Regions from separate parts of the Homo sapiens genome. Here region 1 is linked to region 2. A link is a loop called in an ENCODE intact Hi-C map of the cell type or tissue named here. Cell type or tissue: GM12878. All regions are shown on one strand. Each heading gives the region's core, and the rest is flanking DNA. Links, peaks and the distances in the headings are about the cores only. Region 1 overlaps ATXN1 (ataxin 1). Region 2 overlaps ATXN1 (ataxin 1).

Region 1 (16,040 bases), core at 4,297-12,296, 54 kb after region 2:
AGCTGGGATTACAGGTGTGCACCACCACACCCAGCTAATTTTTGTATTTTTAGTAAAGATGCAGTTTCACCATGATGGCCAGGCTTGTCTCGAACTCCTGACCTCAGGTGATCTGTCCGCCTCGGCCTCCCAAAGTGCTGGGATTACAGGTGTGAGCCACCGCGCCTGGCCTCTCTGGGGTTTTCTGAAGCCACATAGACTTACATGTTTGAGGATTTCCCATTCAAAGTCCTAAAGAACACTAATAGAAGAAAAAGAAAGGAACATGTAAAAGTGGCATTTAATTTATCAGGACCCTTAGTCACATTCACATACATTGCCCATGATAAGCCAGTGACAAATATAATTGAAGTTTTAAAGTACATGTGCAAGGGATCAGCTACTTGAAACCTCCCAGCAGGAAAACAAGAAATAAGGGACCATGAGGAAGAGATCCAGGTCTCCACATTTACTGTACAAGTAATAACATAAGCAAGAGACTTCCTAAGAGTGTTTTATAGTATTTTACATGGCAAGACTCTTACTCTCCAGTCTGTTAATCCTCACTTTCCCGCTTCTATTCATATGCTTTATATGTATTTATTTGTTGAGTTATATATTTTAGCTGAACTTGGAATGACAGTTATTTTTAAGAGGCTACCAACATGGGTCAGGAAGAACCTCAGAAACCTGGCTCACAGTTGCTCTGGCATAAAAAGCCTTGACCGCCAAAACCAACCAGGGAGTTGATGAGATCTAGGTTTCCAAAACACCACGAAAAGGCATCTTTTGCTTTCTCCCATCTGGCCATTAAAAAAAAAAATAGTTATTTACCAAAGAAGATTCTTTTTGTAATACAATCAATCACTTCCTCCTGTGTTTAGGGTTCAAATCTAGAAGTCCATATGTCAGTCTAGCTTAGAGCAAAATGTAGCTTTCTTCACCTTGGACTAGAACAACCTATGAGAGAAAGATGGTGCCCAATGGGCCAGCACACAGCTGCTTTCTAAATTGACAGCCCTGAGCTTCTCCATGGACAGTGTTCCAAAACTAACTGTGGCTGTTAGGATAAAGAGGGCAGTTTCTCAGCTTCAGTGCCTTTAAGGTTATTTCAACTTTCCACCTCTGTTAACTACGCTGCAGAAACTTTTGACACTGAACTCTCCTTAATATCCATAAGCCAGAGATGTTCATTAGAAAAATTTCTCACTCCTCATCAGACAGCTGAAGACCTGAGTCCTTTGTCTTCCCCTATTCTGGAGATCACATTGAAGGGATTTTTGGGCTACCTGAAAGTGTTTATGACAGACAGACTCTTGGATTCAGGCTTAGGACAAGCAAACCTTTCATATGAGTCCTTAAAAACAGACAGTGCTCTGTTTGTAACTTTGAACTCCATTCTAGTACAAACATGCTTGGCAACTAGTGCCGGAGGGTTAACCAGAGAGTTTTCTTCCTGGCAAATTGCTCTGCCGCCACCATGGGTATTAACACTCCAGGATCCCTGCAACTTTCCCTTCTTCCTCTATTCCTCATCCCCTGCCCTGAGATATTATCTGTGCCCAAGCTGCAGGGGTTGAGGTCACACATCTGGTGCCAAGGAGCTGTCAGTGCCTCCAGCAGTGGCACAGTTCATGGTTCACGGTTCTTCTCCTGGCCCCTCCCTTGGTCTGGCATGCTGACAGAAAATTGTTCTTTTTTTCATCATTTGTCTGTGACTCAGAGGCAGACCATGGGGCCAACAAATCCAGCCCATGATCACGCTTGAAGGCACAGGGATATCTAGAAGTCATCCCCCAAACTTCAGGGACTATTGTCAAACCTTCTTGGGATACAGACATATTTCTCAGATCTCCTTTGGAAAGATCTTAGACTTGCTTGACAGGGGTCCTTGGAGATGATCAAATCCATAACCCTCCTCTCATTTTAAAGTTTTCTTTATTGGATTCTTTATGGGAGACCAAGTTCCTTATTGGATTGCTTCCTGTGGACCAAGGATGATGTTTTCTAGGGACTTATTGAAACTTGAGAGTCGGAAGTGGTCTGAAGGATTGTTTGATTTAGTGGTCCTGTGAACTGACATTGCCTAATAGCTGTTGTAACATAAAGATTCTCAGGTCTCAGCCCCACCCCTTACCCAAACCCTTGGCTAATTCCACAGAGGCCTGTCTCACTCTGTCGCCCAGGCTGGAGTGCAGTGGCTCTCCAGGGTTTTCTGAAGCCACATTTGAAAACCACTTATATAACCCAACTTCCTCATTTTCCTAAGGCTCAGAGAACTTCGGTTATTTGCCAAAGGCCGCACAACAGTTAATGACAGGCCTAAGACTTCCACCCAGTTCCCAGCGTGCTCAACCAGTGATGGTCTTTGCATTTACTTTCTGAGCATTTAGCGTTCAGTAAAACCTCAATCATTTACTCTCTGCTAATAGAGATAATGTATTCTTAATGAATATATAATTCAATTTCCTTGAATGTATTATATAACCTATAAAATTTTAGGATCTTATTAGCAAGTTAAATGTCTCCTTTCTTAAATTAGGGCTGGTTTTTTTTTTTTGAAGAATTAAGGATTCTTCATTAATTCGCCTTCATGTTCTAAGAGTGATAAGAGACTTCACGGGAAACAAATCAGAAGCACAAGTGAGTGAAATTTTCTTTAGGACAACGAAAGAAATGGTCAATGAACTAACATATTTGTTAACTTCTACAGACAACACACACACACACACATACGTACATGCACACACACATACACACACACCCTCCCACTTCTGGCTCCAGAAATTACTTGTTACTTACTATGTGGGAAGGAATTCAAATGCTTTCACTGTTATGTCAGGTCAATCTGTTAAGTGTATTGTAAATTTTTGCCACATCAGTATCCCACTTTGATCACTAATGCCATTTGTATATTAGCTTGTAATACACACTGATCATAAAGCAATAAAACTGCATTTTGCTAAACTTTAAAAATGAAGGCTTTTGCCCAATGACACTGACATCCTCACGCCACCACCTCCCCGCCCCCATTATTCAGAATAAGTGGAGTGTGGAGCATTGGGTTTTCCCTTTCTGGGGAGGAACAAATGAATGAGTAACTAGTGAGGGCATCTTAGGGAGTTCCCCCGCCCACAGACTATGAGGCATCTTGATTTGAAAGGAATACACAATATTGCTGCTGCACCCACACCACACGCACACAAAAACACTTTTAAAGTTGACTTCTTACATAAAAGCCAGCAGTACTCCCTGCTAGAATCTGAAGAAAAGAATATTATTATTACTATTATTATTTTACTGGCAAGGCCTTTCAGGGGGTTATGCTTCATTCAATTGAGCCTAATTGATAAAGCTAACACATGTTTACAGGTAATAAAAATGAAGTACTATCTACATGGAAACAAATCAGGGAGCAGAGGAACCAGTCATTATTCATTCTTTAAACTGTAAAAACTAAAATGTTCTCTAAGCATTATCAAGTCCTAAACAAAAATATAATTTCACAAAGCAAAGACATTCATTTTATCGTTCAATAAATTATTTTAAGAGCAGAAAGCACTGACTTTAGCTTTACTGGTATATTTATTTGTTATCTCTGTTCTTAAAAATGGAATATTTCCAGGGACAAAAAGTATAAGTAATACGTGATTAATATGGTTTCATATATTTTAAAAATATCTGACATTTAAAACAATATCTTAATACCGAATATTCTTAATGAAAAGTTCTGTTTTTTTTGAAAAGTCCTCCATACATACATGTCAATTCACAAAAATGCAAATTCTAAAAATTACTCAAAATGCATTGTCTTTTCGCTTCCTGATACTATATTTTGCAGTGCATGGTGGCAAAGGCAATAAGGTTTTTGGTAATACCTTGTTACACAGATTATTTATAGTCATCCCAAAACATACATAACACAGAGTCTTAAATTTTAAAACCATATCAGATACTAAAATATACAACTTATCCTTCCAGGTCTTTCCTAAAAGGTATACATACACTTCCGAAGTAGTATAAAAAAAAGAGGTCATTTCAAATCTGATAACGCACTGTGAATTAGTGAATTATCTTAACAACACTGTCCTAATTAAGACCAATAAGAAAGCCATCCATCCAATATTCCACGAGACAGCCAGGCTTCCCGTTGTGTAATTATTCACCTCATAGTGGTCCACCTTGAAGGCATGCAACACATTATGCCGAAAAGAGATATTTATATAGAAGGGAATTACTTAGGACATGCGGATGTCCCTAAAATAAAGATTCTTGACCACTCGAGCTACTCAGTATTTCTCTCTAGGCTAGAAACAGAAAAGATTAAATAACATATTCATATGGGAAGTCAATTTTTCCATCAATGAAAAGCAAGAAACCGTAAGAGCATTTCAAGGCAAGATCTTTTAAAGTCCTACAAATATTTAAGTATAACCTCTCTACACTTTTTAAAAATACAGTTTATTTAAAGATATAAGGAAAGTCCATCAAATAAACAAGAAATATTTACTGAGAACCTCCTTTGTGGCCAGGATTATGTTTCTATCTAAGTCCCATGAACTTGGAGCATATTTACAAAATTATTTAACTTTATAAAGTATTTCAATGAATAATGCAGTCTTCCAAAATGTGCATGGGGCTGTAATTCCATCTAGTGTTTACAATGACACTATAAGCCTTGGATGGAATTACAATCTTAATGGGAACAATCAGAGTGCACTACTCCATATGCTCAGAGAATTCAGGATGAACTCAACTTCTAAAATAAAAAGCACCAAGCCATTGGCATGTAATTACAACCAGGAGGCCAAGCTGTCTGCTTGCTAGTATATGAGAAATGCTCAATTGAAAGTACCATCTCACCTTATTGTAGCAAAACCTATTTAATGTATCTGAAAAACCTCTTCCTCTCCAAAATTAAACTTTCGACTTTCGTGATGAGAAAATTTCCACAAGGGTCTACCACATAGAGGTGATATATATCGGGTGATGACAAGATTGTCTGGATGCTACCAATAAAATCTAAGAATCTTCTAATACCACCTACATGCACCTAAACTTAAACTCTGAAAAGTACAATGTATTAAGAAACAGGAAAAAAAATCATGCTCAAGAGCCCTTTGAAATTACTGGCATTTCTTCTAATTTTTGGGGGCTAGTCTGACATTTATTAGCATAAACAAAGCAAAGTGCCTTGTGTCCGCAAGAGGGAAAAAAAAAAACTTTAGAGAGATTAAACTCAGAGTTGTAGAAAAAGTTTAGAAACGGATTTAGAATTTCGCAGGAAAAAGAAAAGACAGTGACACTATGAATCAGCATTTTCGTATAAGCAGCCTGGAATCAAAGAAGAAATACACACACACACACACACACACACACACACACACACACGGAGGATACAGCACCGTGAAGAATGAAGACACAAATGCATACAAATTTAGTCTGTATATTTATATTTAGAATACAAATGGCTTCTACGGTCTTTTTGTGCCTTTATCATACCTAACTTTATCTGGTACTCATAGAGGTCACCAAAGCTGTATAAAATCATAGCAACCAGAAAACTAAAGGAAACAAACACCTCTGGCAGAAATCCTCACCAAACAAAGTATAAGGCATAAAGAAACTATACTTTCATTGGCCACTTTTAACATAGCCATGCTTCTACCTGTGAAGGTATGGGACAATTCCATGAAAACTGAGTTCACGGAGGGCCCTCCTGTGGGTTATGTATCCTGGGTTCCAGCATAACCCCTGGTTGAGAACTTACTATTAACATTAGCTCTTCAATTTATTTTCATGATCCAGGGACTTGTGTATATTGTATCACAGTGGTTACCTAAAATAAAAAGTAACCAGATAGGAGACAGTAAAACAATATTGATGAATTTCCATGAGAATGAGACATATCATTTAGGAGCTTTACTTAAAAACCTTCCTGCTAAACAAACAAAAAAGGACTAATGCGATATCTGTCTCTTGGGGTCTCCCATGCTTATGAATTGAGAAAACACACTTGATATAAGTAAATGAAGAAACAATAGTTGAAACAGCCCTGAAGTGACAGAAAAAATGGAAGTAGGGTTCTAAGCTCAACTCCAGAGGCAAGGTGGTACAGAATACCAGCTGGATGAACAGTTCAAAGCTTCCCTAGTTGAGGGTCTCTACCTCAATGACAGACAAAACTCCTAACTTTGGCTTTCTCCATAGAGCATCAACCAAATTCAGTAATGATGAAGTACCTGCTTAACACTATAGGTTGAATAACTTTTGACAAGCTGTAACATCCTGTTGGTGGAAAATAGCCAGCCTTGCTCAACATAATATTGCAAACCCAAAACAGGGTAATTGTGCAAAGAGAGAATTTTGTGTATGTCCCCTTTCCAGAAAATATTCTGGGTGACATCCAATCTGCTTTTACCCGGCTCACTTATTTACAATTGGGGCTGCCTAAAATGCAATGCCATTCTAAAACTACCAATAAACTATTTTGTGAAATCAAGTTTAGTAACTTGAGATTCTCATTTATGATATCCCTGACAACCACCAAAACCTGATTAGACATCTCTCTCCTTTGTCTAGGTGCTTTACTGAAAAAAAGCATGGAAATAGACTTGGAGATGCATGTGTGTGTATGTGTGTGTGTGGTGTGTATACATGTGTATTGCATGTGTATGTACATATATAGTATGAATATGTGCGCATATGTGTACGTGTATATGCAGATGTGTATATGTGTACTCTGTGTGTGTGTATGTGTGTGTGTGTCCATGTATTTAAACACACTGCTTTTCCTATATGCAGCAGGAATTTCCTATCTGGCATATGAAGACAATACATACTCTTTTGGATGGAGCTGGTGAGTCAGGCAGTGTTTTGGAACTGCAATACTTGAGTCTGCATGACTCATGAGGAAAGCAAGTCTGGGGTCTGGGACTGTTGTATCAAAATGGGAAGGAGTGGGAAAGAAGATGGCTTTTTATAATTTAAATTTTTATTTTTTATATTGTTGTAAGTTTTTACTTTTGAGACAGGGTATCACTCTCTTGCTCAGGCTAGAGCGCAGTGGCATGATCATAGCTCACTACAGCCACAAACTCCTGGGCCCATGGGATCCTCCCACCTCAGCTCCCGAGCAGCTGAGACTACAGGCAAGAGCCACCACACCCAGTCAATTTTTTCTTTTTTTTCCTTCCTTTTTTTTTCTTTTTTTTTTCTTTTTTTTTTTTTTGTAGAGATGGAGTCTCCCTATGTTGCCCAAGCTGCTGTCAAACTCCTGGGCTCAAGGGATCCTCCCACCTTGGCCTAGATTTGTATTTTTAATTGACAAATAATAATTGCATGTAGTTATGGGTTATAATGTGATGTTTTGATATAGCTACATATACTATAAAATGATTATATTAAGCTGATTAATATGTCCATCACCTCACATACTTATTTTTTATAATGAAGACATTTAAAAACGTATTCTTTTAGCAATCTTGACATTTATAATACCTTATTATGAGGGCTAAAAATGAATAATATTAATAATCCTGTACAATGGGTCTCAGAAACTTAGCCCTCTTGTCTAACTGAAACGTCTGTACCGTTTGATCAACCAAAGATGGCTTTTGTTGGCAATTCAATTTTTTTGACAAATTCCTCATTTTTGTCTTCATTTGGAGTTTTTATCCATTACAAGAGAGGAAGATGACACAAGCCAGAATAGAGGAAGATGAAACAAACCACTCAGGATTCTGAAGGGAACACTGGGTTGGGTTTTTTTTAATTTTAATTTTGATGTTTATTATTTGTCTTAGAGACGGGGTCTCACTATGTTGCCCAAGTTGGCCTTGAACTCCTCTGCTCAAGTGACCCTTTGGCTGGGACTGCATGAGCACACCACTGCATCAGGCTCATCCAGTTGAGGTTTTTTAAAATACTGTTTTTGCTCTGATTGGGTAGCCTCAAAGAGGAGGAAGAGAGTCATGATGAGCTTGATTCAGAATCTTCAGCTCTCCACTCTATCAGCAACCTGCCTTCCTTCAAGTCTACTTGGCCCAGTGCTGTTATTCCTCCTCCACTGGCAACTAGATGTGTGAGTGACATTGATTCCTATTACCAGAGGGATTAACTCCAAAGTTCTCTTGAAGGTTTTACAGTTCTTTTCCAGCAGTTCCTCATTCTTCAAAGGTAATTAACCTCTTGATGGGCTTACAGCAGAAGCAGTGTTAGAAGTCCCAACACATTGATGATATGTTATAAACCAGGGGAGAGGATAATTGGAAAATGTATTTCCAGCCTCATTGGAAAATATATTTCCATTTATTGAGAAAAAGTAACTCAAGTGTTTAGGAACATATGAATCACAGAATTGTAGATTGGCAGAGGCCTTAGAAAACCATGCTATTTCGACTTCTACTAATAATGAGAAAACGGAGGTGGAAAGAGGGAGAGTGACCTGCCGAGCCACAGTTACCCAACCAGCACCAATGTAGTCAGTGCTGCCTGGAGCGAGACCTGACCATACTGTGGGGCAGAATCTCCCCTCCAATCCCCTTCATAAAGCACGATGATGCTGTTCAAACACAACCTGTGCCTCCTGTCCTTAGAGCCCCAGATTTCATTTTAGGAGAGGATTACGAAATAATGACTAAGCTCTGAAAACTGAGAATGAGACAAAGGAAGAAAGGGAGATAAGAAGGAAGACAGTAAGAGAGTCAACAAGCAACTTATTGTAGTGTTTGCAATCACTACTTGTGCCTTTCATTACATTTAAATGCATGTCGAAATGACATGATGCAACCACCTTCATGCATTCTGCAGTGAAAAAGATGGTGCCAGGTTGGAATTTCATTGTAAGTGTCGCAGAAATATCCCTTTGGAATCAGGTCCCAAATCATTATTTGCTCCTTTTATCATTGTCATCATCGTGTATCATGGCAAAGCTCCCTGAGGGGAGGAGCTCTGTCTGTCTTGTTCACTATCATATTCCTTACACCTACGGCATCCATGGGACAAGCTAAGTAAAATTTACTGAAAGGCTGAATAAAAACTTCCACATGGAATGAAGAAGAAATATGCATAGTTTGAAAATGCATATGCAGTATTACAGTTTTCTGTAAAGGAAAATGAAAGAAGACCTGTTTAAAATTTAAAACCACATTAAAAGATTGAGAGTTTTTTGTATTTATAAAAAGCTGAGGTATGTTAAAAATGGAAAGCACCTATTAAGCTGTTACTGTCAGTTTCACCTGTTAAGTAGGTACTATTAGTTAAGCCAGCATAGTTCCTGAGTTGCAAAGCATATACAGGCTGAAGTACAATGTCAAGAAAACATGTTAAAGGGTGGTAAATAAATAGCCACTGAGAAGATACTCTGAACAGATAAATAAGAAAAAAGCAAATGTAGTTGAAATAAATGGAAGCTCTAGGCAGTGTGTGGACAGACAGAACAAAAGTGGTCACTGTTTATGCCTTGGCCTGAATGTCTGTGTGCCTCCAAAATTCACATGTCGAATCCTAACTCCCCACGTGATAGTATTAGGGAGTGGAGCCCTTGGGAGGTGCCCTCTTGAATGGAATTAGCACCTTTATCAAAGAACTCCCCCAGGAACTGCTTTGCCTCTTCCACCATGTGAGGATACACAGAGAAGGTGCCATCTGTGAGCCTTAGAACAAGCCTTAGAATAGGCCGGGTGTGGTGGCTCAAGCCTGTAATCCCAGCACTTTGGGAGGCCGAGGCGGGCAGATCACCTGACATCAGGAGTTCGAGACCAGCCTGGCCAATATGGTGAAACCTCATCTCTACTAAAAATACACCGGGCGTGGTGGCACGCACCTGTAGTCCCAGCTACTCAGGAGGCTGAGACAGTAGAATTGCTTGAACCTGGGAGGCGGAGGTTGCAGTGAGCCGAGATCATGCCACTGCACTCCAGCCTGGGCGACTGAGCGAGACTCTGCAAATATGTACTTTATATGATTAATCTATTTGTAACCATTGAAGTAAACATTTTTCTTTGTGCTTTTAAATTCAAACCTCTACCTTAGCAGCCATATCACAGTCACAAATTAACTATATGGCAAGTAATCTGTATGATTACTTTGGGTTCTCAGATGACTTGCTATGTATTTAATGAAGTAAAATTGTAAGTCAAGTCAGATATAGGTAGGTACAATAATATTAACAAATGTAATCAAAAGATTTGTCTATTTTAAAGACTCAAGAAAGACAATTATACCCAATTAACACACACATTCATATGAAGGGTACAAATACCTAATTTTTGGAAAACATTTCATATAATTTTGGCCATTGTAAATATATAAATAATAATAAGAAGAAGACCACTACCGCCACCACCAACAACAAAAACAATAGCAACCACTTTCTAAAACATGAAGGCTAAGGAATAAGCAGTGTGCTGGGCACTTTACCTGTATTCCATTGTGTTCTTACAGGTACATTCCATGTTCTATATTTTCACTTTAGAGATGTGGAAACTGAAGCTCAGGCTAAGTAATGGGCCCAAGATCTCAAATTGGCAGATCTGGGTTCAAAACCTTAGTCAGAACGAGCCCAGACCTCCCATACAGGCAGAGGTCTTTGCAGATGGGAAGATATGGATAGATAAGCTTTCTCCTCTACTTAAGCTCAGTGTATCTGTACACTGAGTAGCCATGTAGCATAATGGTGGAGTGCATGGGCTCTGGAGCCAAAGCTCTAAGTTCAGATTTCAGCTCCGCCACTCACTAGTGCATGCCCTAACTTCTCTGTGCCTCTCAGTGGCCTCAGCTCTGAAGATGAGAATCGTAATAGTACCAGAAGAACTGATATCTACCTACTAACAGGGCCACTGTGAGGATTAAATGAGTTACTACACATACAGCACAAAGAACATCAGAGATGTGAGCAAATGTTTAGTATCCTTTGAAATACTAAAAAGAGCACTGAATTTGAAGTCCAGTGGTCTCCGCCATTGATCTACTGTATGAGCTTAGGCAAGTCCCTCAAGCTTCCTGAGCTCCACTGTCCTCATCTGTAAAAATGGGATACCAGCGGCCTTGCTTCCTTTCCAGAACATCACAAGAAACAAGCAATGGAAGACAAGGTATGTGAAAGGGCTTTGGAAGCTAAAAAGTGCTATATATACCATGTACATGTGAATTATCGTCATCAACTTTCAGCCTCTCAAAGCCAAAGAGGTCAATCTCTATTCCATTCTCTCCTGCCTGAGAATTTAATACTAAGCATCAGTTCCAAAACCTGGACACTGAACTGCTAATCATAACAGAACACATGTCCAGTCACCCAGGACTTGATCAAACAGAACTCTATTAACTACCTCCTTCTGCACACCCACCGTGAGAACATAATTGATGCTCATCATGGCCCTAAAGCACTCCAAGACTCTGAAGTACCTTCAGGGAAAGATTAAATTATGTTCAGCCTAGTTTATTATGAAGTGTATTTAATTATACTCAAATTCTTTGAAAATTGGTGACCTAGGAAAAGCACAGAGAGTAAGTCACAGGCTCTCTGGTAACTGGAAGCCTCTCCTCACCAGTCCACCCCCAGTCACCCTTCACAGAGTTAATTGTAAAAAATACAGTCCACCCTAGGGTAGGAAAAACTGGGATTCCGACACACTAATTATAAAAGTCAAAAGAACTTGGCCTTGCCTAATCTTCAAGGATCACTAATGTGCAGAAATACAAAAGTCAAAACTTGAAACAATGAAAAATTTAATCTACCTAAGATGCCTACATGTTTCAAATAGACTTTTGTTCTTGCTAAGAATGAATTCAATTGTTTGAACAAAAAATAACACAAATATATCACTATCCGATTATCAGTACTCAAAAATATAAAAACAGAGGAGTAAGTTAGTATTATGCTCCTGAGAAGAGGAAATTAACATTTAGTTTACTGGGTAAGTTTTGTCACTTCTTTTTTTTTTTTCTTTTTTTTTTTTTTTTAAGAGACGGAGTCTCGCTCTGTCGCCAGGCTGGAGTGCAGTGGTGTGATCTTGGCTCACTGCAAGCTCCGCCGCCTCCTGGTTCTAGCAACTCTCCTGCCTCAGCCTCCCAAGTAGCTGGGATTACAGGTGTGTGCCACCACGCCCAGCTAATTTTTTGTATTTTAGTGGAGGTGGGGTTTCACCATGTTGCCCAGGCTCGTCACAATTGTCCCTTCTTTAAAAGAAATTATGTCTATGTTAATGAGGAACGTAACAAAATAATGAAAGGCTAAACCGTATTATGGTTGTAAAAGCACAGTTATTTACTTTGTTTAAATTATTTCAACACTGTAGATTATGTTATCTTTTCCGATTAGAAACTGGGAAACACACGTCAGCCTTAAGGACTACATTTCAGAGCTGAGAGAGAAACAAGTGGTCGTCTACAATAACCTTCTATCCAACTCACATCTCCTCTCTGGAGAATTCCTGATAAGAGGGTCCTACTACCTCTGTTTGAACATCTCCAGTGACAGAGGTTTCACTGCTAAATCAATCAGCTTGTTCCATTTTTAGACAGTCCTGATTGCCAGAATGTTCCTCCTCAAGTGGAGTCGAACTCTCCCTAGGGTTAACTTCCCTCCTGTTCTTAGTTCTTGGTTGCGTACTCTACCACCACTTCAGTAAGTGATTTCACTTCCTGTCAGGCCCTTTGCTAGCCTCACTCATTTTATCAGTTAGGTAATGACTGGCTTCTATTCACAATTGTCACTGTTATTCTGTGAACCACAGTGACCATTCTTCACAACCACCTACCACCCACTGAAGTGGTGGCTCTTGGGCACCATGGCTCTTGGGGACCATGGCTCTATGGAGACTATGATGGGCATGGTCCTAAGGCCATTATGGGATATTTTGGACTTTACTGGGGTCCTGCCATCACATACACTGTTTCTCTGAGAAACTTAGACTTACAATCTTTCTGAAAAGGATACATTATAAATTAGTATTTCTACTTTTGGGAAAAATCTGTTTCATGAGAAACAAGGCGTAATTTATCACTCTGTCTTTTAAGCAGTCTTATGAGCCAAGTCAGTGTTTTGATGCATGCATAAAAATTCCATAGCTCCTCCTCCTGCAGTAGAAGCAGAAGTAGCAGAGCTGGCAAACCTGTAGTATCCAGATGACTACCTCTGTTTCCTGGAATAACAGAAGCTGAAGATGAACAGGTCATCATCTCCCAGGTACCACCCAAGTACCCAAGCAAGCCCACCAGGTGTGTGGGACAATTCTAGAGCCCTGGGCCCAGCCTAGGACGGAGACAGCTTCTGAAGTTCTTAGTCTACATCTAACAGGCCTGTCTTTCCTCCTTGCTGTGGTTAACACTGAAGTTCTAGAAAATGTCCTATTAGTACCTTCATCTTGAGAGGTGAATGATTTAAGAAGAGAAGTGACTGTATTTATTTTTATTTTACCCAATGTCCATTTGGGCAGTTACTAAACTTAAAAATGCAGCCTGGGCAATGGAATGAGACCCTGTCTTTACAAAAAATAAATTAAAAACAAAAAATAAGTGTGGTCGCACAAGTCTGTAGTCCTAGCTACTCAGCAGGCTGAGGCGGGAGGATCACTGGAGCCCAGGAGTTCGACACTACAGTGAGCTATGATGGCACCACTACCCTCTGGCCTGGGCAACAGAGTGAGACTCTGTTTCTCTCTCTATATATACAAATAAATAAATGAATAAATAAATAAATAAAATGTAATATGATAACATATAAATATCACGTATACCGACAGTCCTTACTTTATATATTAATGTCTTATTTAACCCTGGACAGCTCTCCTGGGCTCTCTTAGCCTTCACCACTCAGAACATGGCTATGAATGCCTCAGGCCACACTGGCTAGGTGGAGAGAGCTAGGAATGAGAATTAATGTATATGATTCAGCTTAGTGATTTTATCAGATTGATTATCTGGTTTCTCTTAAGTTTACAGATATAGGCAAATATGAAAGGAGATTGAAGACATGACAACCAAGACAAGTAGATAGGACAGAGGCTGTGGCATCGAGAAGAATTATGAGCTTTTGAGGCATCAGGACGCTACTATGTCGAGGTAATAACTTCACAGAAATGACAATAAGTCTCCAAGAAAAAAAGTTAAATTATATTCACTATATAGTAGCACTCTACTTAGGAAGGGAGGAAATTTTATAATACATTTTACAATGATTTCTGCCGGAAAATGTTGAGTTTTCTCCCCTTTCTAACAATGTCAGCATTAATGCATTTAAATAATATTCTGAGTAAATATACTATCTGGAAGCAGTTATTTCAGGAGTCTACAAAATTAAATATTTAAATCTTTACTAGAGAAATATGGAAGTAAGAACAAAAGTGAATAATCATTGAGGAACTCTTAAGAATTACGGTTTTGCATTCTCTGTGTAGAGAGGAACCTATGATGGGAAAAAATAAATTTCCTTTTTGACCTACTGGTTAGTGCTGTCATAAAGCCCCTCCAGCTTAGGCGACCTGAGAGAATTTTTAAAACCCTCTTTTCAGAATAGTGGAAAAGGTTTTCTCCCCTTCTCATTTCCAAGAGAAAGGTAGTGTTGACCCTAAAAGCTAAGAGAGGAAAAGACTAGATGTGTGTTGTGGAATCCTTTCTCGACTCTTCTTTCTCTAATATTCTTGCTATATAAACATGGTAGTTCCATCAGTAAGAGTTTTAAGGAAGCGTTGGCGAGGCTTGCTCACTCTTTGGGACACCACACTGTCACAATGAGTAGCACCAACACCACCACGTTACAGTGGAAACGCCACAGTGGAGCTAGTAACAGAGTGTTAGTATTAGCGGGATGAATACACCTGCTGGTGCAATTTAGGTGAATTTCCATAACAGAACATATATTAGTTAATTTTGCTTTAGATTATGAATTGGGAAAATTCCTTAGCATATTATTAGCATATTATCATATCAGCATAACAACAAGTATTAAGGACACAAAAATTCTAATTACAAGTAAGTTTTTGCCACCAAACTTATAATTTCCACTTCTTCAACTATCTGTTTGCTTTTTTACCCTTGGACTTGTCTAAGACTCTACTCAGGCCTTCTCTTCCCTTCAAATCCCAGTTAAGGAGACGCCATTTAGAATATAGCTGTTGATTCATCTTTTTAACAGCACTCTTTTTTTTTTGGTACAAAAATCTCTAGGGCTTTTCTTCTTTCCACTTAAATCCTTTTTCCCACCCAGTGCTCTCTGAAGAGCTAAGGCTAACTTTTTCCTTTTCTAAAGATCTTTTTTTTCCTATGCTGTTTCCCCATAGTTCCACCCGCCCCTCCCCCACCCTCTTCATGTCTCATATAAAAACAGCACTCTCACTGGGCTTAATCCCCAAATGTTTTTAATTGACTCATTTGGTGAGGCTCTCCCTAGCTAAATGAACAGTCTGCCTTTTCAAAGGAACCAAACATTTCTTCCTTCTGAGTATTTTAAACTCTTCTAACAAAGCCAAACATGGATTAAACAGCGTTACATAAGTCTCTTCACAGCACCTAAGTTCAAATTAGGAATCAAGTCCCAATAACCAATGGGACATGGATACTGTTTTCACCAATAAATAGCCACCCCATCAAGCTGCCCCATCGACTAGGAAGAGGCCCACTCAGGCACCCGGAAGCTTTGCCCCAGAGAGCAGAATGAGGTCCCTTCCTGAAACTATACCACTGCTCTGCAGACATATCTCACCCACAGTGCTTTCCTATTGCCAGGAGCACCGGGAGGGAATATTTGCCCATTCTAATCATCCCTTCTAATGGCGCAGCAAGAGATCATGCACAGAGGTGACGGGGAAAGAAAGAGCAGTGCCACTACTCTGTGGTTAACTTTTCACCTGTATTGTGAATTAACTACACTCATTATTCATTTAAACAGCACCTAAAGAACCTTCAAGTCTAAACACATCACTCTATCATTAGTGACTGTTGCTGAAGAAGGGCTTCACTGAAATATGATTGTATTAACATGTGAGGAAGCTGAAATGAATTTTCTTTAGAGCAGCTCATAGTACCAACCACTCCCTGCCCCTCCCATTCTCACTCCCAGT
Region 2 (16,040 bases), core at 3,809-11,808:
TAGGTTCAGGGGTACATGTGCAGGTTTATTAAATAGATAAACTCATGCCATGGGGGTTTGTTGTACAGATGGTTTCGTCACCCAGATACTAAGCCTAGTACCCAATAATTGTTTTTTCTGCTCCTCTTCCTCCTCCACCCTCTACCCTCAAGTAGGACCCAGTGTCTGCTGTTCCCTTCTTTGTGTCCATGAGTTCTCATCATTTAGCTCCCACTTGTAAGTGAGAACATGCAGTATTTAGTTTTTTGTTCCTGTGATAGTTTGCTAAGGATAATGGCCTCCAGCTCCTTCCATACTCCTGCAAAAGACATGATCTCATTCCTTTTTTATGGCTGCATAGTATTCCATGGTAATATGTACCACATTTTTTTTGTCCAATCTGTCATTGATGGGCATTTAGGTTGATTCTGTGTCTTTGCTACTGTGAATAGTGCTGCAATGAACATTTGCGTGCATGTGTCTAAATTTATGGTAGAATGATTTATATTCCTCTGGGTAGATACCCAGTAATGGGATTGCTGGGTCGAATGGTAGTTCTGCTTTTAGCTCTTTGCAGAATTGCCACACTGCCTTCCACAATGGCTGAACTAATTTGTACACTCACCAACAGTGTATAAGTGTTCCCTTTCTCCGCAACCTCATCAGCATCCAACTGGTTATTTTTTGACTTTTTAACAACAGCCATTCTGACTGGTATGAGATAGTATCTCATTGTGCTTTTGATTTGCGTTGCTCTAATGACCAGCGATATTGAGCTGCTTTTCATATTCTTATTGGCCATATGTCTTCTTTTGAAAAGTGTCTGTTCATGTCCTTTGCTCACTTTTTCATGGGGTTGAAAGTAACCTTCTCCCCGCCTCCCCCTGAGGCAGAGTCATGCTCTGTCACCCAGGCTGGAGCATAGTGGTGCAATCTCGGCTCACTGCAACCTTCGCCTCCCAGGTTCAAGCAATTCTCCTGCCTCAGCCTCCCGCGTAGCTGGGATTACAGGCACTCGCCACCAGCCCAGCTAATTGTTTTTGTATTTTTTAGTAGAGATGGGGTTTCACCATGTTTGCAAGGCTGGTCTCTAACTCCTGACTTTGTGATCTGCCCACCTTGGCCTTTCAAAGTGCTGGGATGAAAATAACCTTTTTAAAAATATATATATTTCGGCCAGGCAAGGTGGCTCATGCCTGTAATCCCTGCACTTTGGGAGGCTGAAGTGGGTGGATCCCCTGAGGTCAGGAGTTCGAGACCATCCTGGCCAACATGATGAAACCCTGTCTCTACTAAAAATACAAAAAACTAGCTGGACGTGGTGGTGTGCGCCTGTAATCCCAGCTACTTGGGAGGCTGAGGCAGGAGAATCGCTTGAACCCAGGAGGCAGAGGTTGCAGTGAGCCGAGATCACACCACTGCACTCCAGCCTGGGCAACAAAAGCAAAACTCCATCTCAAAAAAAAAAAAATTCAAAAATTTCTTAATGTTGCCTTCTTAGAGTCTGTATAACCTTCTTCTGGAAAGGGCAATTTTTTTTAACATCTTGCCCATTTATTAGATATTATAAAGGTTAAGATGAAAATGCTTCCCAAGGGCCTGCCATGTTTTTCCTGTCATATAAATCATGTCTGTACGGGCAGAATCACAAAGCTAGAATGGGTCTGAGGACTCCTCCTCTCAGGCAACTTCCTTCCAACTGTGGGCATTCCCTTGGGTGCCCTCTTACACTCACTGATTCACCCAACATTCACTTGGGCACTTCTGCATTGTATGACTCTCTTGAGGCAAACAGGAAAAACCTGTATCTGCCCTCAAGGGGAGTCCCTCCTAGAGGAGGACACTAGCCATACCGTTGTTATGCTGAAGTTGCGAGGTCCATTTACAGAACCAGCCTTATCACTTAGCAATATAGCCCACATACCCATAAAAAAATTCAAGGGCCTAAGTGAGTGGATGATAATGTGGTCCAAAGGTGTGCACAGACATATGCTGAGTCACTTAGTGGGCTGATCAACAGGGGATTCATGGAGGAAAAGCTAACAGAAGTGACCACTCCAATGCATTGATGATATCAGAGCATGACAGGTCAAGAGAGCCTCCTGCAAGTCATCATCTGCTCAACTGTGAATCGGCATCTGAGAAAATAAGCAACAACCTTACCTCCCAAACACCAACATTAAAGCAATGCATTATTAAAATGGAGGTTCTCAGGTAGTAAATGAACACTTTAAAACTCATGCAATCATAAACATTAGAATATGCAGCAAAGAGATAATGATACTTGTCAGAAGATATTAAGACGACATGGCAATAAAAGGAATCTGTTCACAGAGAGAATGATTCTAAATACAAAATGGTCAGATTGATACTCAGAAGTATTGCTATTAATAGAAATAATATTAGAGAGGTTTCATTATGTAAATGGCTCATGTGTCTGCCAGAAATGTACCCAGTAATAATTTGCATTTCTGCTATAGTGAAAATTTCAGGGATGTCTCTTTGTTGGCTTATGAAGGACCCTTTCATTGGTAAGCCACAGTTTTTATAATCATGATAAGAAGGATCACCTATGCTCTTTGTTGATAATAATAATAACTAATAAGACACTCGTGTGTGCCTGGCACTGCGCTGACTGCCGTATGTGCAGCAGTCCTGTGAGGCAGGATTATTATTCATGTTTTAAAGCTGAGAAAACAGAGGCTTAGGTCAACTTTCCCAGGGTCTTAAAGACGATAAATTATGGAGGCTGGATTTGAACTTGAGTCTTTCTGACTCCATGCCCACTCTCCTTCCACTTGCAGCGTAAACACAGTGGCTCAAACTCTGTGGCTTCATGAATATAATGTTTCACAGGGTATGCAGTGATCTTATAAGTAGAAATGGGTCTAGAAAGATGGACACTCCTGGACACTGCATTGCAAATCTCGCTATCTGCTTTCACTCACTGACACCTATATTTGCCCCTTGAGTCCCTTGAATATTGGTGCCACACTCTGCTCAGCTCTTGATATGGTGCAAAGCACTAAAATCACACAGGTGTCACAGCCAAAAATTCTGTATCATTCCAAAGCTGACTTGTCCCCCATCAGTCCCAACTCTGCCCCAGAAGTCTCACTGAAATAAAGTCTCCAGGATACCTGTCTTGCCACTCCTCATTCACATCCTTGGTTTTATGACCCACACTTCTATAGGACTCTCCCTTCTTTAGTTCTAATTATTAAAAGCAGGGTTCTGAAATCCCAAGGTGATTGCAAAACTCCCATCTCAGCCACAAATCTTCATTAGAATGGCTAATCAATAAGAGTTTTGTTTCAGATCCCACCACTTTATTTCCTCTGTATGTTTTTTGAAGAATTTTTCAATTTGCCATGATATAACTAAAACTCAAGCATCAACAGGAAAGAGGAAGAGAAGAGCTCAGAAATAAGCCACTAGTGCTCGAAAATAGGGCATGTGATGTTAGAGCTGGTTTAGAATCCATGCTCCACTGCATCGTAGCTATGGTGGGGCATGGATTCTTATTATTAATTAGTCTCATTCCTTCACTTTTGTCTCACACCACCTGTAAAACAAAAGCAATAATGCTTACTTCATGGGGTAGTGAGGAGGTTTAAATGAGAGGCTACAGCTAATGCTCTTAATGAGATGCCTTCCTTTTCCTCTCTGGCCAGTGAGGGGTGGATCATGTAACAACCTCCTTTCCCTATTCACTCTTCTTCCCCAACTAATCCCCTCAGCCACTGGCACCATGTTCCGCATGTTAGAGGCATCCTTCCTGGGGCAGTGAGACACATCCTGAATCAGCCTTGTCACCCTAAAGGGGACCTTGCAACGTTTGCTCGTGGGTCGACAACACCACACAGAGCTGACATGAGGATGACATGTGACAAGATGACTTAGAGCCTGCTAAATGAACACATGAGCTAAATGCTAGGTACCACTGTGCTTTCCATGAGATTGTTAGGCAGAAGGAAAACACTGAATCTTTGCTCTCCAAAGTTTTGATTTGAATTCACACAGGCAAGATTCTTGTCAATGACCCAGAATCACTTAAGCCCCGAGGGGGCCATGCCACCAGCACAGCAGGGCCAGATCATGAAGCCCCACTGGGATGCGGGGTTGGGGGCTGTAAGGGTCTCGCTGTCAAGATGTGGCCCCACCAGTGCTAAGTTTATAGTGCTCCAAAAGCCAGGAGGGGGGTTAAGAAAAAAAAAATGCAAAAAACAAGAATTACCATGCCACAAACATGAACCTCTACAGAACCTAGAAAATGTGAAATTGGGCCAGGCTCACATCTGTAGTCCCAGCACTTTAGGAGGCAGAGGTGAATGGATCACCTGAGGTCTGGAGTTCGAGACCTCGTCGCTACTAATAACACAAAAAAATTAGCCGGGTGTGGTGGCATGCGCCTGTAATCCCAGCTACTTGGGAGGCTGAGACAGGAGAATCGCTTGAACCTGGGAGGTGGAGGTTGCAGTGAGCCAAGATCACGTCATTGCTCTCTAGCCTGGGCAACAAGAGCAAAACTCCGCCTCAAAAAAAAAAAAAAGAAAAGAAAGAAATGAAAATGTGAAATTGTTAAGACAATTTGGAGTTTAAGGGAAAAGCACATTTTTGAAAGTGGAAAATAGATGAGAAACATAAATACATTTGCTACGCATTGTTACAGTCTGTTATTGATATATGGTCATTTTGTTATAAAGAAACATTTAAAAGGAGGCATGTTTCACCTGTTAACTTGTTTACTTCATAAGATTCTCTTGTTGGGTAGATTTACAGATTTAAGGCACTGCCATAAATCTTTTCAAAACAAGGAAGATTATAAACAAGGTAATTAATTAATTATTTAATTAATTCGGCAAACAAGTCACCCATTGACAAGCCTAGAAAAAAATGCCACCCAATGTTTGTTTTATCAGTTTTCTTTTCCAGTTTTGGAAGGGAAAGCCCTTGAAACAAACATGACCACACGACCCATATGAGTCCTCATTGTAATGTTTTTCCCCAAGCACCCACAATTCCAGGTCCTCCCAATTTGCTTCCAGTTCTTGCCCAAGTTTAAACTCTTAACCAATGCCTACTATCTGCAGCCTCAAAGGGAGCTGAGTACTTGCCAACAGACACCGCCACCTCCCCTCCCTGAGGTTCCTGCCTTGCGAGAGTGTGTCATGTGGCTGCCAGGGCAAGGCAGAAGTGTAGGAAAAGGCACATCTCACAGGTTGTCCAGGAGGATTAGAGCAAATATGTCCAGAGCAGTTTCAAGTTGACTATAGAACCAAGGCTCCGAGCTAATTAATAGAAAGTGAAGCAATGATAGTGACAGCTCAAGGCAAGGGTGTGAAGCTCATGTCATTCGGTAAAGACAGTCCAAGGAAAAAGGACATTTACGCTTGCACCTTATTTGCTTTGCAGACTAACACATTTCTGTTAGAAATATGTCTTTACACTCCAGAGAGATGTTACAAGGTGTCGGCCTGCTACTAATTACAGCAAGCCCGCACTACAGCTAACAATATAACTCTAAATTCACTTGCTTCTGATTACCTACCTGTCATATGAAAGGCTATTCTTCACTCCAGTTGAACAAACCTATTAGATGTCTGGTTTCTTGATGTTTAACTCTCACAAGCAATTATCTCCAGCTTGAAATGCCCTTTTGTCTTCTTTATACAATCACTACTCTTTCTTCTTAGAAAACACAGTTTAAACCACTTCCTCCCTTAATCCATCTAAACTAACCCCATCTAGTTCTGGCATCCATGCAATCAATAGATTTAGCATTTACTTAGCAAGCACTACCATGGATTTCTCTGTAATGAAAAAGTTAATCCTACATATGCCTTATATGTAATCTTGAGCAGGTTCTCCTCTTTTCTGGGCCTCGGTTTTCTCATCTGTAGGAGGATAATACTCCCTACCTCATAGGGTTGTTTCTGAGAATTAAACATTTATTTTTAAAAAAACAGCTTTATTAAGATTTAATTTACATATAACTCAAGTGTATAACTCAAATGTTTTTTAGTATAGTCACTGTTTTGTAAAACCAACATCACAATCTAATTTTAGATTTTCTTCTCCAAAAAAGAAACCCTGTGTACATTAGCAGTCACTCTGCATTCCTCTCCCACCTCCGGCCTCTGCAACCCCCAAACTAACTTCTGTCTCTATGGATTTGTCTATTCTGGACCTTTCATATAAATGAAATTGAAGTATGTGGTCTCTCAATTCACATGATGTTTTGAGGTTCATCTATGTTGTAGCATGTATTAATACTTTGCTTACTGGTTGTTTTTTTCCTGATCAATATTCCATTAAACATTTATTTTGCGTGTGTGTGTGTGAGGAGGATACATATTTCATGAGTGCAGAGTGCTCAGCTCAGTACTTGGAGACACAGCACTCTGAAAATGTCTGTAGCTTTCATTACCATTGGCATTATTACTATCGTTTTGTCACTTTTGTTTACAATTGCACTGGTCTCCACCAGTTGATTATTAAGCTCTAGAGCAGGGGTTCCCAACCCCTGGGCTACAGACCTCCTGCACAACAGGAGGTGAGCAGTAGGCGAATGAGCAAAGCTTCATCTGTATTTACAGCCACTCCCCATTGTTCAAATTACCACCTGAGCTCTGCCTCCTGTCAGGTCAGCAACGGCATGAGATTCTCATAGGAGCGTGAACCCTATTGTGAACTGCACATGTGAGGGATGTAGGTTGCACCCTCTTTATGAGAATCTAATGCCTGATGATCTGTCACTGTCTCCCATCACCCCTAGATGGGACCGTTTTGTTGCAGGAAAACAAGCTCAAGGATCTCACTGATTCTACATTATGGTGAGTTGCATAATTATTTCATTATATATTACAACATAATAATATAAATAAAGTGCACAATGAATATAAATGCATTTGAATCATCCCAAAACCATCCCCCGCTCCACCCTAGTCTGTGGAAAAACTGTCTTCCATGAAACCAGTCCCTGGTGCCAAAAAGGTTAGGGACCACTGGTCTAGAGAGAAGGAGCTCTTCTTACACACTGCCCAGAAACTGAGGATGTGACAGAAGTTCAACGAGAGCTAACTAAACAACTAAGTAGCAACCTGACAAGGGCTCAGACAGCTCCAACTAAACCTACACTGCTGCTGCCGCTTACAAAAGCTCATTCATATGTGTGAGTTCAGGCAAAAACACAGTCGTTATCTGATTCTTTAGGCAGGACATTGACCAGATAAATAAATATGTCTGAATCTGCAGAGAAATAATTTCAAAAGGGCTTCAGAAGGAGAAGGAAAATCCACTGTAGCCAGAAGCATCCAAAAGCATCCTGAAAACATGAGTGGAGGAAGGCTGAGCAGGTGTGGGCTGGGGAGGCAGGCAACCCCGCACAGCAGCCAGCACAAACACAAAGCGACGACGCCCACTGTGCTGGGGAAGCACAGGCAGCACAGTCCGTGCAAGGGAAACGCGGCTCCCTACAAGGTGTTTTCAAGGTTCCGGTTTCCCCAGAGCACAACCCTAACCTCAGGCAGTGCACAGTTCTCCCAATAAAAGTCACTCGCCCGTGGAGATCACCGAACACCTGAATTGACACCACGGGCACTTCCAACCTGTGTTCCTGACCACCCTCCCCATGACCTGCCTCCCTTACATCATTTCTGTTTTCCTTTCCCATGGTCCTGTGACTTCTCTTACTCTTTCAAATGCAAAATGTCACAGCTGAAGGGAAGGAACCTCCAAGGATGATCTGGGCTACTGCTTTCTTCTTCATAGGGGAGGAAACTGAGATTCCAGAGAGGTTGGTAACTTTCCCAAGGTTACAAAATTAGCAGTGCAGCCGGAACTGAAACCTACATTGTGTGACCACTCTCCTCCTCCCAAAGCAATTTAGTTTCCAACTGGACCTCATCTGCCTACTTGTTTCTCCCCCAGCCCCCAGGCAGCCCTTCACTGTGGCTGCTGAGTCATCAGGATGAGCTTTGTTCTCAAGCAAGCCACTGGGACAGGCCCTCATGTCTTGAGTAGGACAAAGTATATTTGGCCACTCCCCACTTTGTGGTCACCCTGCTCTGCCTGATGCATGGGCACCTTCTGCCCATGACAACTGTCATTCGCCCTGAATAGTCTATGCCATCACACCTCCTTATGGCTACTAACATAAAAGGTAAGTGACTAATAAATGGTATCATGAATTAATATGAAACCTTTTATACAGACAAATATTTGATTCCTCAGTTATATTTTCTTGGGATCTTTTCTTCCCAGGTCATAGCAGTGCTGTTTCAACAGGAAATGTCATAGCTTGAATGCCAGGTGCACTTTAAAAAATAATCTAAACTAAATTAGCTTTTACACCTAACGACGGCCTGGGAATAATAAAGGAACTCTTTGAAAAAGGAAGAAAGTGGAGAAATAGGAACACTTTTACACTGTTGGTGGGCCTGCAAACTAGTTCAACCATTGTGGAAGACAGTGTGGCGATTCCTCAAGGATCTAGAACTAGAAATACCATTTGACCCAGCCATCCCATTACTGGGGATATACCCAAAGGATTATAAATCATGCTGCTATAAAGGCACATGCGCACGTATGTTTATTGCGGCACTATTCACAATAGCAAAGACTTGGAACCAACCCAAATGTCCATCAATGATAGACTGGATTAAGAAAATGTGGCACATATACACCATGGAATACTATGTAGCCATAAAAAAGGATGAGTTCATGTCCTTTGTTGGGACATGGATGAAGCTGGAAACCATCATTCTCAGCAAATTATCGCAAGGACAAAAAACCAAACACCGCATGTTCTCACTCATAGGTGGGAATTGAACAATGAGAACACTTGGTCACAGGAAGGGGAACATCGCACACCGGGGCCTGTCATGGAGTGGGGGGAGGGGGGAGGGAAAGCTTTAGGAGATATACCTAATGTAAATGATGAGTTAATGGGTGCAGCACACCAACATGATACATGTATACATATGTAACAAACCTGCACATTGTGCACATGTACCCTAGAACTTAAAGTATAATAAAAAATAAATAAAATAAAATAAAAAAAGAAAAAGGAAGAAAGAAACTAATTGAGCACACTAGAAGTCAACAGCTGTTTCTCCAATTAGAGTCACCTATAACAAGTGAATTCTTAGCAGGGAAAATCACCTTAAAATATCCATGTCGAGTTAGGAAAAAATGTTTCATAAAATAGCTATTAAATTAATTTTCTTGAATTGGCATGGGACAAGAAGCTATATAGTTCAGTTCTGCTAAACACCTAAAAAACTCTGATATACTACAGCTACGCCAGGCAAATCGCAAGTTGTTGGGGGGCGATTCCCAGAAATATGTGAATCACGATTGTGACTCATCAGTTTGGGAAATTTAGGACATGATCACTATCAGTCAAACATGATATTATTATCTGCCAAATGTCCAAGATATAAATTTCCTTGGAAACAGCTGGCAGAGGTAGGCATAGCCCTTTAATTTTCCTAATTTGTGGGCTAGCAGATTTTTTGGAATTTCACATACTAGTATGAAAGAGAAATAAATATGTTTTAATTAATGCATACATATGCACAGTTTAAACATATTCATAATCAGGGGTGGATCCAGTCTGTGAGGTCTGCAGTTTATAAAACTAGTCAAGGGGTAGAGGAGTGTGTATGGGGTGTTAGGGTCTTTAAGAAAAGATCTCAAAGGCCAGCCATGGTCACTCACGCCTGTAATCCCAGAACTTTGGGAGGCTGAAGTGGAGGATCGCTTGAGCCCAGGAGTTCAAGACAAAACTGGGCAACATAGTGAGACCCCCATCTCTACAAAAAAATACAAAAATTAGCTGAGCATGGTGGCATATGTATCTGCTCACAGCTACTCAGAAGGCTCAGGTGGGAGGATCACTTGAGCCTGGGAGGTTGAGGCTGCAGTGAGCCAAGATCACAACACTGCAATCCAGCCTGGATGACAGAGCTAGACGCTGCCTCAAAAAAAAAAAAAAAAAAAAAAACTGCACAAAATTATCAACATAAAATTAGGTACAGGGTCTTACAAAGGGCCTGCAGGAGCGAGACGCCTTGACGCTGAAGTGTCACTAGCTTCCAGATAAAACCTCCTGGCCCACAATGCATGCACACATCACAGTGGTGGGAACACCTATAAATGACCAAGATCAACATATTTCATTATAATTCCCTTCAATGCCAAGTATATGGTAAACACTTTAGTATACATTTTTGCTGAGTACACGTGACTAAATAGAAATGTTTACAAATTATGTTGTCGAGCTGTTAAATGAATTCCAATATGTGGCTTTACTACCTCATCAGGAAAACCTGTATCCCACAGTCATTTATCAGGCAGCAATGTCTAGCTTATGGAAACCCATCTGCAGGTTCCTAAGCAAGTAGCCCAGATTAATATCATAGTGCAGCTAGTCGGTGGCTATAATTAAATGCAGAAGTGGTATTGAGAGGTGAAGCCAGCTGGACTTCTTGGGTCGAGTGGGGACTTGGAGAACTTTTCTGTCTTACAAGGGGATTGTAAAATGCACCAATGAGTGCTCTGTAAAAACACACCAATCAGCGCTCTGTAGCTAGCTTGAGGTTTGTAAAATGGACCAATCAGCACTCTGTAAAATGGACCAATCAGTGCTCTGTAGAATGGACCAATCAGCAGGACATGGGCAGGGACAAATAAGGGAATAAAAGCTGGCCACGCCAGCCAGCAGAGACAACCCGCTCGGGTCCCCTTCCACGCTGTGGAAGGTTTGTTCTTTCGCTCCTCACAATAAATCTTGCTACTGCTCGCTCTTTGGGTCCCTACCATCTTTAAGAGCTGTAACACTCACTGTGAAGGTCCGTGGCTCCATTCTTGAAGTCAGCAAGACCACAAACCTATCGGAAGGAACCAACTCCAGACACAGGCTCACCGCAACCTCCACCTCCTAGGTTCAAGCGATTCTCCTGCCTCAGCCGCCTAAGTAGCTGGGATTACAGGCATGCCCCACCACACCCGGCTAATTTTGTATTTTTAGTAGAGATGGGGTTTCTCCATGTTGGTCAGGCTGGTTCTTGAACTCCCAACCTCAGGTGATTCGCCTGCCTCAGCTTCCCAAGGTGCTGGGATTACAGGCCTGAGCCATTGCGCCCGGCCCCTGGGTTTCTTTCTTAAGGCTTTTGGAGCTCCAAGGGGCCAGGGAAGTGCAGCTTCAACCAGCAGCAGCCATTGTTCTAACAGAAATCTGAAAATAACACATTCACTCTGACATGCCAACTCACTACTTTTAATTGTGGCTCATTAAAGATGTAAATAGAAGAATTATGTTCACCTCTACTACAATTTCATTGCTGCAGTAAAATTACAATGTTTCCTTCTATGCAGAAAGAAATACTTCTTCTCTGAGTAATAGCACCAGAAGTGGAGGCCTATGATTCACCAATTCTCCAACAGTAGGCATCACATGTGACTGCCTGTTGTTGGACAGAGGCAGATGGACAGAACGTTATTTTTTTTTAATGAAAAGAAAGGACACATCAGTTGAAAGATGCAACAGGCGCATCTCATTTTATTGCATTTCACTTTGTTGTCCTTTGCAGATACTGCATTTTTTTTTCAAATTGAAGTTCTGTGGCAACCCCGTGTCAAGCAACTCCACCAGCATCACCTCTCCAACAGCATGTGCTCATGTTGAGCCTCTGCCACATTTCGGTAATACAGTATTTCAAACTTTTGCGCTGTTATATCTGTTATGGTGATCTGAGATCAGTGCTCTTTGACGTTACTATTATAATTGTTTTGTTCACCATGAACCACACACCCCATATAAGGTAATGAACTTAATCAGTAAATGTCATGTGTGTTCTGACTGCTACAAAGACTGGCTGTTCTCTCTCCCTCCTCTCGGGCCTCCTTGTTTCCTCAGACACAAGAATATTGAAGTTGGCCAGGCACGGGGGCTCACGCCTGTAATCCCAGCACTTTGGGAGGCCAAGGTGGGCAGATCACGAGTTCAGGAGATCAAGACCATCCTGGCTAACATGGTGAAACTCAATCTCTACTAAAAATACAAAAAGTTAGCCGGACGTAGTGGCGGGTGCCTGTAGTCTCAGCTATTCGGGAGGCTGAGGCAGGAGAATGGCGTGAACCCGGGAGGCGGAGCTTGCAGTAAGCAGAGATCGTGCCACTGCACTCAAGCCTGGGTGACAGAGCGAGACTCTGTCTCAAAAAAGAAAAAAAAAAAAGAATATTGAAATTAGGCCAATTAATAACCCTAAAATAGCCGCTAAGCATTCAAGTGAAAGGAAGAGTGAGTCACATACCTCTCAATTTAAATAAGAAAACTAGAAATGATTAAGCTTAGCGAGGAAGGCATGTTGAAAGCTGACATATGTCAAAAGCCAGGCTTCTTGTGACTGAAGGGTTAGCCAAGCTGTGAATGCTAAGGAAAAGTTCTTGAAGAAAATTAAAAGTGCTACTCCAGTGAACTCATCAATGGTAAGAAAGTGAAACAGCCTTGTTGCTGATATGGACAAAGTTAGAGTGGTCTGAATAGAAAAGCAAACCAGCCATACATTCCCTTAAGCCAAAGCCTAATCCAGATCAAGGCCCTAACTCTCTTCACTTCTATGAAGGCTGAGAGAGGTGAGGAACTTGGAGAAGAAAAGTTTGAAGCTAGCAGAAGTTGGTTCGTGAGATTTAAGGAAAGAAATCTTCTCCAAATGCTGATGTAGAAGCTGCAGCAGGTTATCCAGAAAATTTAACTAAGATCATTGATGAAGGTGACTACAGATTTTTCAACGTAGGCAAAGCAGCCTTCTATTGGAAGAAAATGCCATTTAAGACTTTCATAGCTAGAGAGGAGAAGTCAATGCTTGACTACAAAGCTTCAAAGGAGAGGCTGACTCTCTTGTTACGGGCAAATGCAGCTAGTGACTTTAGTTGAAGCCAATGCTCATTTACCATTCCAAAAATCCTAGAGCCCTAATAATTATGCTGAATCTACTCTGCCAGTGCTATAGAAATGGAACAACAAAGCCTGGATGAAAGCACATTGGGTTACTAAATACTTTAAGCCCACTGTTGAGACTTAATTGCTCAGAAAAAGATTCCTTTCAAAATATTACTGCTTATTGACAATGCACTTCGTCACTCATCTAAGAGCTCTGATGGAAATATACAAGGAGATTCATGTCGTTTTCACGCCTGCTAACACAACACCCATTCTGCAACCCATGGATCAAGGAGTAATTTTTATTTTCAAGTCTTCTTATTTAAGAAATACATTCTGTAAGGCTATCATTGCCACAGAAAGTAATTCCTCTGATGGATCTGGGAAAAGTAAATTGAAAACCTCCTGGAAAGGATTCACCATTGTAGATGTCATTAAGAACATTTGATTCATGGGAAGAGGTCAAAATATCAACATGAACATCAGTTTGGAAGAAGTTGATTCCAACCCCCATGGATGACTTGAGGGTTTCAAGACTTCGGTGGAGGAAGGAACTGCAGATGAGGTGGAAACAGCAAGAGAACCAGAATTAGAAATGGAGCCTGAAAATGTGACTGAATTGATTGCTGCAATCTCATGATCAAACTTCAGCAGATGAGGAGTTGCCTCTATGGAGGAGCAAAGAAAGTGGTTTCATGGCCGGGCACAGTGGCTCACGCTTGTAATCTCAGCACTTTGGGAGGCCGAGGCAGGGGAATCACAAGGTCCGGAGATAGAGGCCATCCTGGCTAACACAGCTAACATTGTGAAACCCATCTCTACTAAAAATACAAAAAATTAGCCCAGCGTGGTGGTGCGCACCTGTAGTCCCAGCTACTCAGGAGGCTGAGGCAGGAGAATTGTTTGAACCTGGGAGGTGGAGGTTGCAGTGAGCCGAGATCGCGCCACTGCACTCCAGCCTGGGTGACAGAACGAGACTCCGTCTCAAAACAAACAAACAAACAAACAAAAAAACCAGTGGTTTCATGAGATGTAATCTACTCCTGATGAAGATACTGTGAACACTGTTAAAATGACAACAAAGGATTTGAAATATTACATAAACTTAATTGATGCAGTGACAGGTTTGAGAGGACTGACTCTAACTTTGAAAGTTCTACTATGGGTAAAATGCTCTCAAACAATGGTGCATACTACAGAGAAATCTTTCATGAAAGGAAGAGTCAATAAATGTGGCAAACGTCATTGTTGTCTAATTTTAAGAAATTGCCACCGCCACCCCAGCTTTCAGCAACCACCTCCCTAAATCAGTCAGCAGCCATCAACGTAAAGACCCTTTACCAACAAAACGATTATGGTTCAATGAAGATGATCGTTAACAGTTTTTAGCAATAAAGCATTTTAAAATTAAGGTATGTACTTTTGTTTAGACAAAATGTTATTGGATAATTAATAGACTATAGTATGGTGTAAACATAACTTATATGCACTGGAAAACCAAAAAATTTGTGTGATTTGCTGTATTGCAATACTTGCTTTACTGCTGTGGTCTATAAGTGAACCCAAAATATCTCTGAGTGTCCAGGCACAGTGGCTCATGCCTGTAATCCCAGCACTTTGGGAGGCTGAGGTGGGTGGATCACCTGGGGTCAGGAGTTCGAGACCAGCCTCACCAATATGGTGAAACCCCATCTCTACTAAAAATACAAAAATTAGCTGGGCATGGTGGCAGGCACCTATAGTCCCAGCTACTTGGGAGGCTTGAACCCAGGAGGCGGAGCTTGCAGTGAGCAGAGATCGTGCCACTGCACTCCAGCCTGGCAACAAAGCAAGACTCCCAACTCAAAAAAAAAAAAAAAAGACACAATATCTCTGAGCTATGCCTGTGTCTAAAAAATTCTGAACTCTTCCTAACAGGCACTACAGAAATGTAAGCCTGGCCAGCTGCGGTGGCTCACGCCTGTAATTCCAGCACTTTGAGAGGCCAAGACGGGTAGACTGCTTGAGCCCAGGAGTTTAAGACAAGCCTGGGCAACATGATGAAACCTCGTCTCTACAAAAAATACAAAAATTAGCCAGGTGTTGTCGTGCACACATGTAATCTCAGCTACTTGGGAGGCTGAGGCAGGAAGATCACTTGAGGCCCGGAGGTCGAGGCTGCAGTGAGCTGAGATTGCACCACTGCACTCCAGCCTGGGAGACAAGAGTGAGACCCTGCCAAAAAAAAAAAAAAAAAAAAAGAGAAGAGAAGAACGCAGGACTATGAGCCTGCTTGCAGAAATTCTGAGAAGAATTCGGGCCAAATAGGAGTTAAAATAAAGTGAGGGGAAATCAACTCCAAAGAGGCACATGAAACTATGTCTCAGAAAGAGTTCGATCGTTTGTTTGATAAATGTTATTCTCTTCAGTTATTAAGAAGAAAAAAAAATCTGTATCTTCTCTATGCCCATATTCCAATACAACCCAGTTTCTGAAATTAGAATGAGAACTTATTGATAATTACTGACATAATAAAGTATTGATAACAAATACTTTGGAAAAGAACAGTATATTTGAAACACTGTTATTAAAAATTAAATTATGGGCCAGACATAAAAGGACAAATATTGTATGATTCCATGTGGTCCCTAAAATAAGAAACTTCATAGAGACACAGTGTACAATAGAGGTTACCAGGGGCTGGGAGGAGAGAATGGAGTGTTATTGTCTAATGAATGCAGAGCTTCTGTTCGGGATGATGAAAAAGTTCTGGAAATGGATAGTGGAGATGATTGCACTACACTGGAAATGTACATAATGCCACTGAATTGTACACTTAAAAATGGTTAAACTGGGCCAGGTGTGGTGGCTCACGCCCCAGCACTTTGGGAGGCTGAGGCGGGCAGATCACGAGGTCAAGAGATCGAGACCATCCTGGCCAACATGGTGAAACCCCATCTCTACTAAAAATACAAAAATTCCCTGGGCGTGGCGGCATGCGCCTGTAGTCCCAGCTACTCGGGAGGCCGAGGCAGGAGAATTGCTTGAACCCAGGAGGCGGAGGCTGCAGTGAGCTGAGATCATGCCACTGCACTCCAGCCTGGCGACAGAGCAAGACTCCGTTTCAAAAAAA

Evidence for each region. A loop is a pair of places that touch in the nucleus more often than their neighbours do. Peaks named below come from ENCODE experiments on the same cell type or tissue, not always from the same donor. Only the 100,000 strongest peaks of a DNase experiment are listed, where the experiment ranks them.
Region 1: a loop joins it to region 2, with 2.0 times the contacts of the local background. A loop is called at or near these places in 4 of 110 quality-filtered maps.

The regions. Positions count from the first base shown.
Region 1 is chr6:16,682,326-16,698,365 of GRCh38, forward strand. All of the region lies in intron 2 of ATXN1 (ataxin 1), which reads right to left. Among named protein-coding and RNA genes, the nearest start is that of ATXN1-AS1, 71 kb to the right of the region's middle. In GM12878, for the core only: no CTCF peak of the experiment used is centred there; a DNase peak (open chromatin) is centred at 8,404; H3K4me3 peaks cover 470 bases; H3K27ac peaks cover 1,328 bases.
Region 2 is chr6:16,628,481-16,644,520 of GRCh38, forward strand. All of the region lies in intron 3 of ATXN1 (ataxin 1), which reads right to left. Among named protein-coding and RNA genes, the nearest start is that of ATXN1-AS1, 120 kb to the right of the region's middle. RefSeq lists an enhancer at 7,728-7,897. In GM12878, for the core only: no CTCF peak of the experiment used is centred there; a DNase peak (open chromatin) is centred at 7,801; H3K4me3 peaks cover 1,089 bases; H3K27ac peaks cover 1,201 bases.